Regions from separate parts of the Homo sapiens genome. Here region 1 is linked to region 2. Evidence: chromatin contacts called from ENCODE Hi-C or POLR2A ChIA-PET data. All regions are on one chromosome and are shown on one strand. The core of a region is the stretch at or near the end of the contact, and the rest is flanking DNA. Distances in the headings are between cores, read along the strand shown.

Region 1 (4,643 bases), core at 1,667-4,166, 35 kb after region 2:
GCTGAGACAGGAAGGGGAGGGAGAAGTCTAGATCTTCCAGGCCCAGGATCACACACAGTCTGGATGTCAATGGCAGCCCAAAGTCAGGAAGTAGAAAATGGGACCAGAGAGAGCATCCAAAAAACACCCAAGCCCATCCCAAACACTGGCTCTGAAGGGGGCCTTGTTGAGTGCAGAGTAGCTGTGTTTGCCATGGGGTGGGGGGAAGGAACAGCTTTCATGCACTTGGCATGGTGGGCACAGGAATAGACCACTTCTCCACTGACGGCTCACCTGGATCATGCCTTAGATTCCCTTAGTGCTTATCTTCCAAGGAGCTCAAAGAGTGAATAAATAGAGACAATTATTGACCTCGTAATCTTAGATAGCAGCATGGATATTAGGGCAATTTATTATCATTTACTACTTCCCCTTTCGAGAGAAGAGAAAATGAATGAGTATGGAAAATAAATCAACTTCTTGGGAACCTCAGCCTAGTTAACATATTACCATTGATTAAGCAGCTACCACATGCCAGACTGTTTGACTATGGAGATAGGAAGGGCGATAAGTCACAATTCCTGTCTTCCGGAAGATTGCCGTCTGGTGAGAGTCAGAGACATAAACCAGCCACTCCACAACAGCCTTAGGAAAGCTGCCGGGCTTTGCCGAGTGAGGGCGCACCAGGAGGGGAGAGGGAGGCTTCCCTGAGGAGAGGCCAGGTGAGTGGGAGAGATGAGAAGAAGGCCACAGATAATAACATGTTCTATTTTTTATATCCCTTCTGTGTGCCAGCCTCTTCACAAATAAGTCATCTAATTCCATGTGTGGAAACACAAGCTTAGAGAAGATTATAAGCCAAATGCCAAATTTGAACTTGGGCTTCCAAACTCCAGGGCTCAGCAAGCAGGCACTGCATTTTTAAGGCCCATCTCTAATAGTTTTTGTTCTCAACTCTGGGCGAGACCTGAGGCCTAAGGAAGCATCCTGGGGACCCAGTGCAGCCCCTTCGCCTCCATACATCTTGAATGCTGGTCTTTAAAGGTCCTTCTCCTGAGGAAGTGGGGCTGAGACTGTCTTGTGTGGTCATGTTTTGTTGGGTGGTTGGGGTTGGGGTCCGGGGGCGGACATCCTGTTCATGCAGCCTAATGAGGAGCTTCCACCTGCCCCTTGTGTTTCTCAGCACTGACCTGCTACCAGGCCCGGCTCTGGGCTGTAGCCAGGGAGGGGATGCCTTCCAGCCTAGCCGTGGCAGGAAGAGGCCAGGAGTCATTTTAGCCATTGGTTTGCAAAAGAAGAAAAGCTTTGCTGCTGCCGCCTGCACGCACCCGCACGCTCACTCCCCTTGATGCTGGAGTGATGCTGGAGAGCTCACCGCTGCTGCTTGCTTTTCTAGTTCTCTTCCTTCATTTTCCCTTTGCAGATTTCACTGATTTTGAATCTCTCACAATGGAGCCCTTGGTTTCCAGAGATCTGAGAAACAGAAAGTGATCACATTTTCCTAGAGGGGAGCTCAACATTCTGCTGGGGAAGTAGGAGATGTCGAGTCTGAGGTCATTTTCAGACACCAACTTGTTTTGTTCTATGAATTTAAGGAGATTTTAGAATTGGGGAACAAATAAAATCATTCTGTCAGAGCAAAGGAGAAACATCTTTGTATATTGCCTTAAGCTTTCCATGCACCGTTAAGTGATTAAAATGCAACTGAAAACTCTGATAGCAAAAAGAAAAATTAATAAATACAGTATAATAAGTGCATAAAGATTATTAGGGGAAAGGAAGACTCTTAGGACCAGCCATTCTATGTCCAGATTTGAATCTGCTTGGAGTGAATCACATATCCTTGAACTACAGTTGCTGTTCTTCTCAGGAATTTGGCCTGTCTGAGTTCATGTAAGCAGAAGCCCACAGATCAAAACCACTGTCAGCCACCAGCACAGCTTTTTGATAGTTTTCCAAGGAAGATCAATAGCACCTGGTCCTCTGGCCATTGTCACAGGTTTGTCACATCCGTAGGTCCTACCGAGATCTGTGGGTCCAGTTACCTCCCAGTGAGCAGAGACTTAATTAATTAATTTATTTATTTATTTTTGAGACAGAGTCTTGCTGTGTTGCCAGGCTGGATTACAGTGGCGCGATCTCTGTTCACTGCAAGCTCCGCCTCACGGTTCAAGCTATTCTCCTGCCTCAGCCTCCCAAGTAGCTGGGACTACAGGTGCGCACGACCACGCCCACCTAATGGTTGTATTTTTAGTAGGGATGGGATTTCACTGTGTTAGCCAAGATGGTCTCAATTTCTTGACCTCATGATCTGCCCGCCTCGGCCTCCCAAAGTGCTGGGATTACAGGCGTGAGCCACCACGCCCAGCTAAGACTTACTTTTTAGGTAGAGCTCACATCTACCTTCCTGGAAAGAGCTTGGAATGTTTAAATTAACATAAATACAGCCCCAATTTTTTTCATTACAGTACCTTTTAGAGTAAGTTAAAATGAAAAGCATAATGTTTAAATTATATAAAATTATGTTAATAGCTATAGCATTATAGCGTATGCCATCTTGACATTTTTGTAATTCCTATAGCGACTGAGGTAGTTTCACAACCCTGAAATCTAAGGCCATTTTCAGGAGCTGTGTTATTTTTTCCAAGAAACTAGAATTTAAGGTTGTCTGTTTTGCTGTCTTCTTTTTTCCGACCGTGGGATTCTCTATGGTGAGCGTAGATATCACTGATTGCCAATAGGCTGTCCGACTGCCTTCAAAGTAGTGTCTGCTTCTTGCAGCTTCTCTGTACATCTGGTGCTTCACCTGGAATTCCTGCTTGCAAAAGGGAGGAATCAAGCCTTATTTAGTCTCTCTTAAGGTTTTCATCATTTGAGCTCTCACCAGTTGTTGCTTCATAATGTCAAAGTCTCGAGCCTTGGAAGGTATCCAGGGGCAAATTCAAAGGCACGCAGCATCTAGCTTGATCCTGAATCCACAAAACCAGCTGTCTTCCCATCTTAGAAACAAGTCCTGTGTAAATAGAGAATTGGAGATGTCACCCTGCCTTTTCCTTAACTGTAACCATTTTCAAAAGTGAATATTGGATATAAACTAAAGTTTATAAACACATGACTTTGCTTGTCAAAAGTGTTCTCTCTAGAAGGCTGTTTATCTGGAATAAAACGCTGCTCCCATGCTGCCAGTTTCTTTTTCAGTGTTGACTTCAGAAGCACTTTACCAACTACACTGGGAAGTCAGTTAGTACTTTACTTTTGTAGGAACCATTCTGTTGTCCCAAACTTTGTGTCTCCTTACGTCACAACTGAGTTCTGTTCCATCCCTCCCTCCTCTGCCACCTGGGGGTGTGAGAAGCAGATTTCAGCGGGAGGAAGGCTGTGAGAGTGGACAGAGGCCTGGGAGAACCTCAGTGCTATTGGGAAGCAGGCTGAGTGCCAGACCAAGCTGATAACGTGAATGTGATGGACTCTGCCATGAATGGGAATTGTACCAGAAGTTCAGTAAGGGAAGTGGAGGGCTGCTTGCTCGAAACAGAGGCACTGAGAAGAGTGTGATAAATTTATAAGCAGACCTGATTTAATGCTACAAGCCTGATCTGTGAGTAATCTCCTGAATAATCTTTAATGAGTAAGCATTAAGTCAATAGACATTGGAAAGAACTCCAGTAACCTAATTCCCCATCCCCCACCCCACCCATGACAATTTATAGCCTCATTTGACACAGGAGGTGATCAACTTGTTTACCTGGCTCTGTTGGGCATAAGTTCTTAGGTCAATAATTGATGCGGTAACCATAATTTTAAATTAATATAATGATTTCCATTTCAGTTCAGTTCATAAAACCTGTCTGCGTCCCAGTATGGTACATGATGAATATAATTTTCCATTTTATAGCTGGAGAAATCGAGCCAGGAAGCAGTGATGCTAGAAGGGGACACTAGTCAGCGAAGTGCTGGTGTAAATGTTTTAACAACCAGCTCTCTGCGGGAAGAAGTCCTGGTTTGTAGTGGATGCCGATTTCCATCGTGTAAATACTCCCACCTTGGCTGATTCAAGCTACCAACATGGCATCACTGAATGCAGAGTTGGGAAGAATTGCACATTTTCAGCTCTTGTGAGCTGGTACTAGCTGGCTGCAGCATAATGGCATTAATGATTCAGTTTCTGGCTTCAGGCTCTTGGATGACCACTGAGGACCAGCTCAGACCACTTTAAATCCCAACTTAACTCTCAGATTCTGCTCAGCCTCTCACTACAGTGCCTTGAAGCGTGTTTTTCAAACTTTGAGTTGTAACCCATTGAACAGTCCTGAACTTAATTTAGGGAGCTGAATGAGCATTTTTTAAATGAAATAGAATAGAGTAAAATAAGAAGAAATGAATAGAACAACAGAAAATATCAGCGTGTACACCACATGTTTCAATGATGGATGATGGATGGATGGATGGGTGGATGGATAGGTGGATGGATGGGTGGGGTGGGTGGGTGGATGGAAAGATGGATAGATGGATGGATGACTACATGTCTATAGCGGGTTGGGGTCAAAAACTAAAAATATTGACCCAGAAGCCAATGTACCTCTGTTTTCTCATCTGAAAGATGGAGTTAATGGAGTTGCCTCCTCCCTGCCTGTGATCAGGCCAGGGGGTGACCAGATCACTCT
Region 2 (4,838 bases), core at 96-2,595:
TTATACAGAGTTCCCACCAAGCTTCCCATGCCTAGCCCACCCCACATCCCTGTTCTCAAGGGTAGCCTTTCTGGGCTTTGGGGGCTAAAATCAGCCCATGTCAATGCCCCCCACTTCACCCCACCCACTAACTGTGTTCAGCTAAGTCATTTACCATTTATCCAACTGCTCTGCAGCAGCATCCAGAATTTTACTGGCATCTTGGGTCTACTCTCATCTCCTATATTGTAGGACTATCACATTGTTCTGGTAGTTTACGCTTTTTAAAATTAAATTTACTGTCATTTTTTGTGGGGCTTCAGGAGAGAGTAGAGATAGACATAGTTTATCAACCTGCCATATTTAACAAAAAGCATCCCAGAGCACTTTTCATAGTTCCTCGGCCACGACCTTTTTATAGTGGGTGTCAGCAGATGTTCCTTATGTAATGATTTTGTCCACCTGTTGCCCAGCTCAGCCCACAGAGTTGGAAATTGGAAATTTGGAAGCGCTGTTACAACAAATTGCTTTCTAGGCATTTTAAATCTCCCAGGGTTTTCCCAGAGCAATTTAGGAGACCTCCTGAATGAGCCTAATGTGCTTTCAGCCTTTCTCGCTACAGTGAAGAGACTACATGGCATTTGCATTTATACAGCTATTTTGAAGTAGAATTCTTCATGTAACCAGGGTAGCATAAAGGGCATGCATTGGTCAGGCAGGGTGGAGCTTGGTCACCAACAAGTGTGTACACTGCACAACTTACTTTTGCTCTCTAGGCCCCAGTCACCCCATCTACGGTAAAGGTGGACTGGAGCACCTCATTCTTTATCCAAACTTTACACAGAGCCCTCTGTATAAAACGCAAAAAGAGGAACTGTTGTGGTTGAAGAAGGGGCAGATGCCCCCAGAATGAACTGAGATACTTCCAAGGTATCCCAGGCTCCTGTGGACGTAGATTGAGAAGCACTGGACTTGAAGATGTCTCTAAAGTCTCAATAGGACAGCTCTGTGAACCCTGCCTTTTCAAATGCTTACTGCTCTGCAGAAGTGAAACACTCTTTGCAGCTGGGGTCCCAGGAAGTGCAGTCCCAGGAAGTGCAGGTCCCATGGAAGGCCACTGGACCTGACATGGCATAGCAGGCACTGTCCTAATCTCCCTTTCCTGGCACAGAAGTGGAAGCAGGAATGTTGGTTCTAGCTGCCTCTTAGAGAAGAGAGAGATTTGTTGATTTATGGGTTAAGAGCCCTGGGATGGGAATCCTCCCAACACAGGCTCTGTAAGAATACAGGAATTTGTTTTCCCACATCATTTGCTTTTGATTTACTGTTTTGATGTGGGGCTGCTTGATGACTCAGATGTTATCTTCCACTGCCAAATCACACGTTAGGTATGTATAACATTTCCTACACAGTGACATCTTATCCTCTTCCACAGTCATCAATGGCCATACCCCACACCCGCCATGGGGCAGGGCTGGGTGGGAGGGGGAATTAAACAACTCTTCTAGTCACAGGTATGGGGCAGTGGTTTTCAAAACCGTTGTCTTTGTTGTTGATGTTGTTGTTTGAAGGATAGAATCATTTTCCAAAGAAAATCTTAAGGCAAAGCCGAGTCAGTAAAACAGATAAACATGGAACCCCTGCTCAAGTTGAAGAGTGGGATGAAGTGAAATAAAGACTCCAGCCCCTCTTCCAGCTCTGCCATAGAGGCTCCAGTTATAGGGACAGACCCCCAGGTCATTTCTGGATCTACCTCCTATACTTGTCGTGACCTAGTAGGATAAATAACTGAGCCTCCCAGGGCCTTCTTGTCCTCATCTTTAAAATGGGGCTGTCGGGGGATGGGGTAACATCTACCACTATTAGCTTTGAGTGAGCCACTTCGTGTGTCCCCAGTGACAAGGAGGCTTCTTATTACTGCCTACTTAGAAGGCTTGCCCCCAAAGGGTAAGCTTTGAGCCCCACAACAGCTTTCCTGCAGGGAATGTTTTAGAAAACCTGATTTGCACAGTTTGCAACAACTACTGTTTTCTTTTCAACCTCTTCTTTCCAGAGAAGGTCCCTGTAAGGTCGTAGTAACATCCAGTTGTTAAGTGCTTGTGATTTTGCTTGGAATGTAAACAATACTCTGTCTTTGGCCAGTTTGAAAAGGAAGTTTTATATTTTCTCCTCTGTCTTTGGAAGTAGCCTTACTTTAGTAAATGCATTTTGATAATGCATGCTGAAATCTATGATTTTGGTTACGTTGAAGATGGGGACCCTGGCAGTAGTGTGGATCTTCTCAATGAGTGTATATTTGTGGGTGTTTTGTAGCTGTTAATTACGTTAAGTAAATCACCATAAAATTGCCCCAGTATTTCCCCTCCTTCCTCCATGCTGGCCCATAGGAGCTTTCTCTCTGAGTGGGAAATGGCTGGTTTTTTGTTGTTGTTGTTGTTTGTTTGTTTTTTAAGACAAAGTCTCACTCTGTTACCCAGGCTGGAGTGCAATGAGTGCAATGGCCTGATCTCGGCTCATTGCAACCTCCACTTCCCAGGTTCAAGTGATTCTCCTGCCTCAGCCTCCCGCGTAGCTGGGACTACAGGTGTACGCCGCCACGCCCAGCTAATTTTTTTGTTTTGTTTTGTTTTGTTTGTATTTTTAGTAGAGATGGCGTTTCACCATATTGGCCAGGCTGGTCTCGAACTCCTGACCTCAAGTGATCCACCCGCCTCAGCCTCCCAAAGTGCTGGGATTACAGGCGTGAGCCACAGCGCCTGGCCCAGAAATGGCTGTTTTTTCACTTCACTATTTGAGGACTGAGCAGGCAGCCTGTCAAATGTATTGATTGCCTTCTCCAAGTTGGAGATTGGGAGCTACATATTTGCTTATCTTCCCTAGTGAAAAAGCAAATAAGACTGCTTATCTAGTATTTAAACTTGCTTTTCATTTACCCTGTCAAAGGCATTATCCCATGAAGACATAATTTGAGAAGTATCTTCATAGAAAATAGCTCTCATTGCATAAGCCATGAATACCCTTGCCGGTGGAGTCCATGTATTGCTTCTTTAGAAATTGTCAGTGCTCACAGCTCTCATCTCCCTCAGTGAATTTTCTAGCTTCCAAACCCTGTACTTTTTCTCCCACCAGTTCTTTCTTCCCCTTAAGCTCTGCCTCCAACAAACTGTGGACTGTGTGCATTTAGCTTCAGCCTCTTCTTCTATAAAATGAGAATAATAATGGTTTCTCCCTCAGAAACTTTTTGCATGGAAAAAACATGATATTGCTTACAAAGTGCTTAGTACAGTAGTTGGCATAGAGTATGTGTTTGATAAAGAGTAGTCATTATTTCTCTTTGTTGCCTCCTCAGTTCTTACATTCATATTCACCTGTCTCCCTGACCATATTTACCTGGTTTATCTGGGACTTTGTTGTATTTTCCTCATCCCATGGGATTAAAAGCAAGCACAGCCCCTTTCCAAGATGCTGTGTGTGCCTGGAGCCTTTCTGGTTCAAGATCTTCTATGGACAACTCCACGCCTTGGGCTTCCTCCAGGTCATTCTCCCTGTCCTTCAGGGATGGGAAGCATTGATGTCACCTGGCTGTCTTCCATATCAGCAGGACTCTGCTTGGTTCTGAATACCATGTTCCTTAACTACTTGTGCGGTAAAAATGTAATTTATGCCCTCTAAACCCCAATCCTAAACTGTGAGCCACATACAAGGAAGCAATATGGCAAGGGCAGTTAAGAACCTAGGTTTGGGGCCACACTGCCTGGGTCAATCCCTGACCCTTGGGGCAAGTTATGTAATTTTTTTTTGTGCCTTGGTTTTCTCATCTATCAAATAGGGATAAAAATTCTGATCTGTATTTCTGAAGAGTGCATTTCAAGCACTCTGAAAACAAAGTTGTTTTTTTTCCCCTAAATTTGAGGCACACTCATTTGGCATCAAAGTCTGCCCTGAACTGACATATGACTATTTATTATGCACTTTATCCAAATTAGTGTGATTATTCCTATGTTTCACTGCAGAAATATTAGTGTTTCTGATTATAGGATGCAGCCCGACTGCTGGGGTGTTATATAATGTACACCATATGACCTTACTAAAACCTGATAAATTCAATTTGGGAAAACCACTAAGCCCAAGAGCTTTGGATAAGGGATTGTGGATCTATAGTAGCTACTTCATAGGGTTGTTGAAAAAATTAAACAAGATACAGTCATCCTTAGTGTACACGGAGAATTGCTTCCAGGACCCCTGGGTATACCAAATCCATGCTTACTCACATCCCTCAGTCGGCCTTGCGGAACCCGAATATATGAAAAGTCAGCCTTCTGTGCAGGCGAGTTTCATGTCTCACAAATACTGTATTTTCAACCTCATTTGGTTGAAAAACTTTGGTATATAAGTGAACCCACGCAATTCAAACCCATGGTGTTCAAGGGTCAACTATATTTTGCATAAAGCTCTTAGAATGGTCTCTGAACTGTGAATACTCAATAAACATTTGCTATTATTCTCCTAAAGACATAAAAGAGTACTGTGTCCATGAGAATGAGTGGTTTATTTTACCACAGTAAAAATGTTTGTTCTCTTTTTAAGTGAATGGTTTAAATGTTTAATGAATGATATAAAAATGAATTTTACTGCCTGGATCTAAAGGAAGTTTGCTGTTTGTTTTGGAAAGAGGCTCCAAATCCAACAAGAGAAGTCAGTTTCAGCAAATATGGATGCCACTTTGACTGTCAGATTTTCTTCTGTATTCTTGACCCAGAGCTTGCTTATGCCAGCAAAGACAGAGTCCCCATCCTTTCCTTTTCAACCTCGCCTTCCGTTCTGCATACATTAAACACAGGTTGGAGTGGAATCCAAGG

Evidence for each region. A loop is a pair of places that touch in the nucleus more often than their neighbours do. ChIA-PET counts read pairs that join two places held with the same protein, here RNA polymerase II (POLR2A). Pooled maps may share reads with other maps.
Region 1: a map of PC-3 shows a loop between it and region 2 (5-fold over the local background). The contact joins two enhancer-like sites. A Hi-C loop is called at or near these places in 15 of 168 maps with a recorded cell type or tissue (CD4-positive, alpha-beta T cell, CD4-positive, alpha-beta memory T cell, CD8-positive, alpha-beta T cell and 11 more), 3 of 37 single-sample maps with no recorded cell type and 15 of 50 pooled maps. POLR2A ChIA-PET finds 5 or more read pairs at or near these places in 11 of 52 experiments (AG04450, CD4-positive, alpha-beta T cell, CD4-positive, alpha-beta memory T cell and 8 more).

The regions. Positions count from the first base shown.
Region 1 is chr7:105,793,789-105,798,431 of GRCh38, reverse strand. The region is part of intron 2 of ATXN7L1 (ataxin 7 like 1); the gene reads left to right. Among named protein-coding and RNA genes, the nearest start is that of ATXN7L1, 80 kb to the left of the region's middle. RefSeq lists enhancers at 1,192-1,692, 2,762-3,961. Within about 2 kb of position 2,916, at least 11 of the 41 ENCODE cell types and tissues checked have a DNase peak (open chromatin) inside an H3K27ac peak, as active enhancers do.
Region 2 is chr7:105,827,043-105,831,880 of GRCh38, reverse strand. The region is part of intron 2 of ATXN7L1 (ataxin 7 like 1); the gene reads left to right. Among named protein-coding and RNA genes, the nearest start is that of ATXN7L1, 47 kb to the left of the region's middle. RefSeq lists enhancers at 1,164-1,458, 732-1,931. Within about 2 kb of position 1,345, at least 4 of the 41 ENCODE cell types and tissues checked have a DNase peak (open chromatin) inside an H3K27ac peak, as active enhancers do.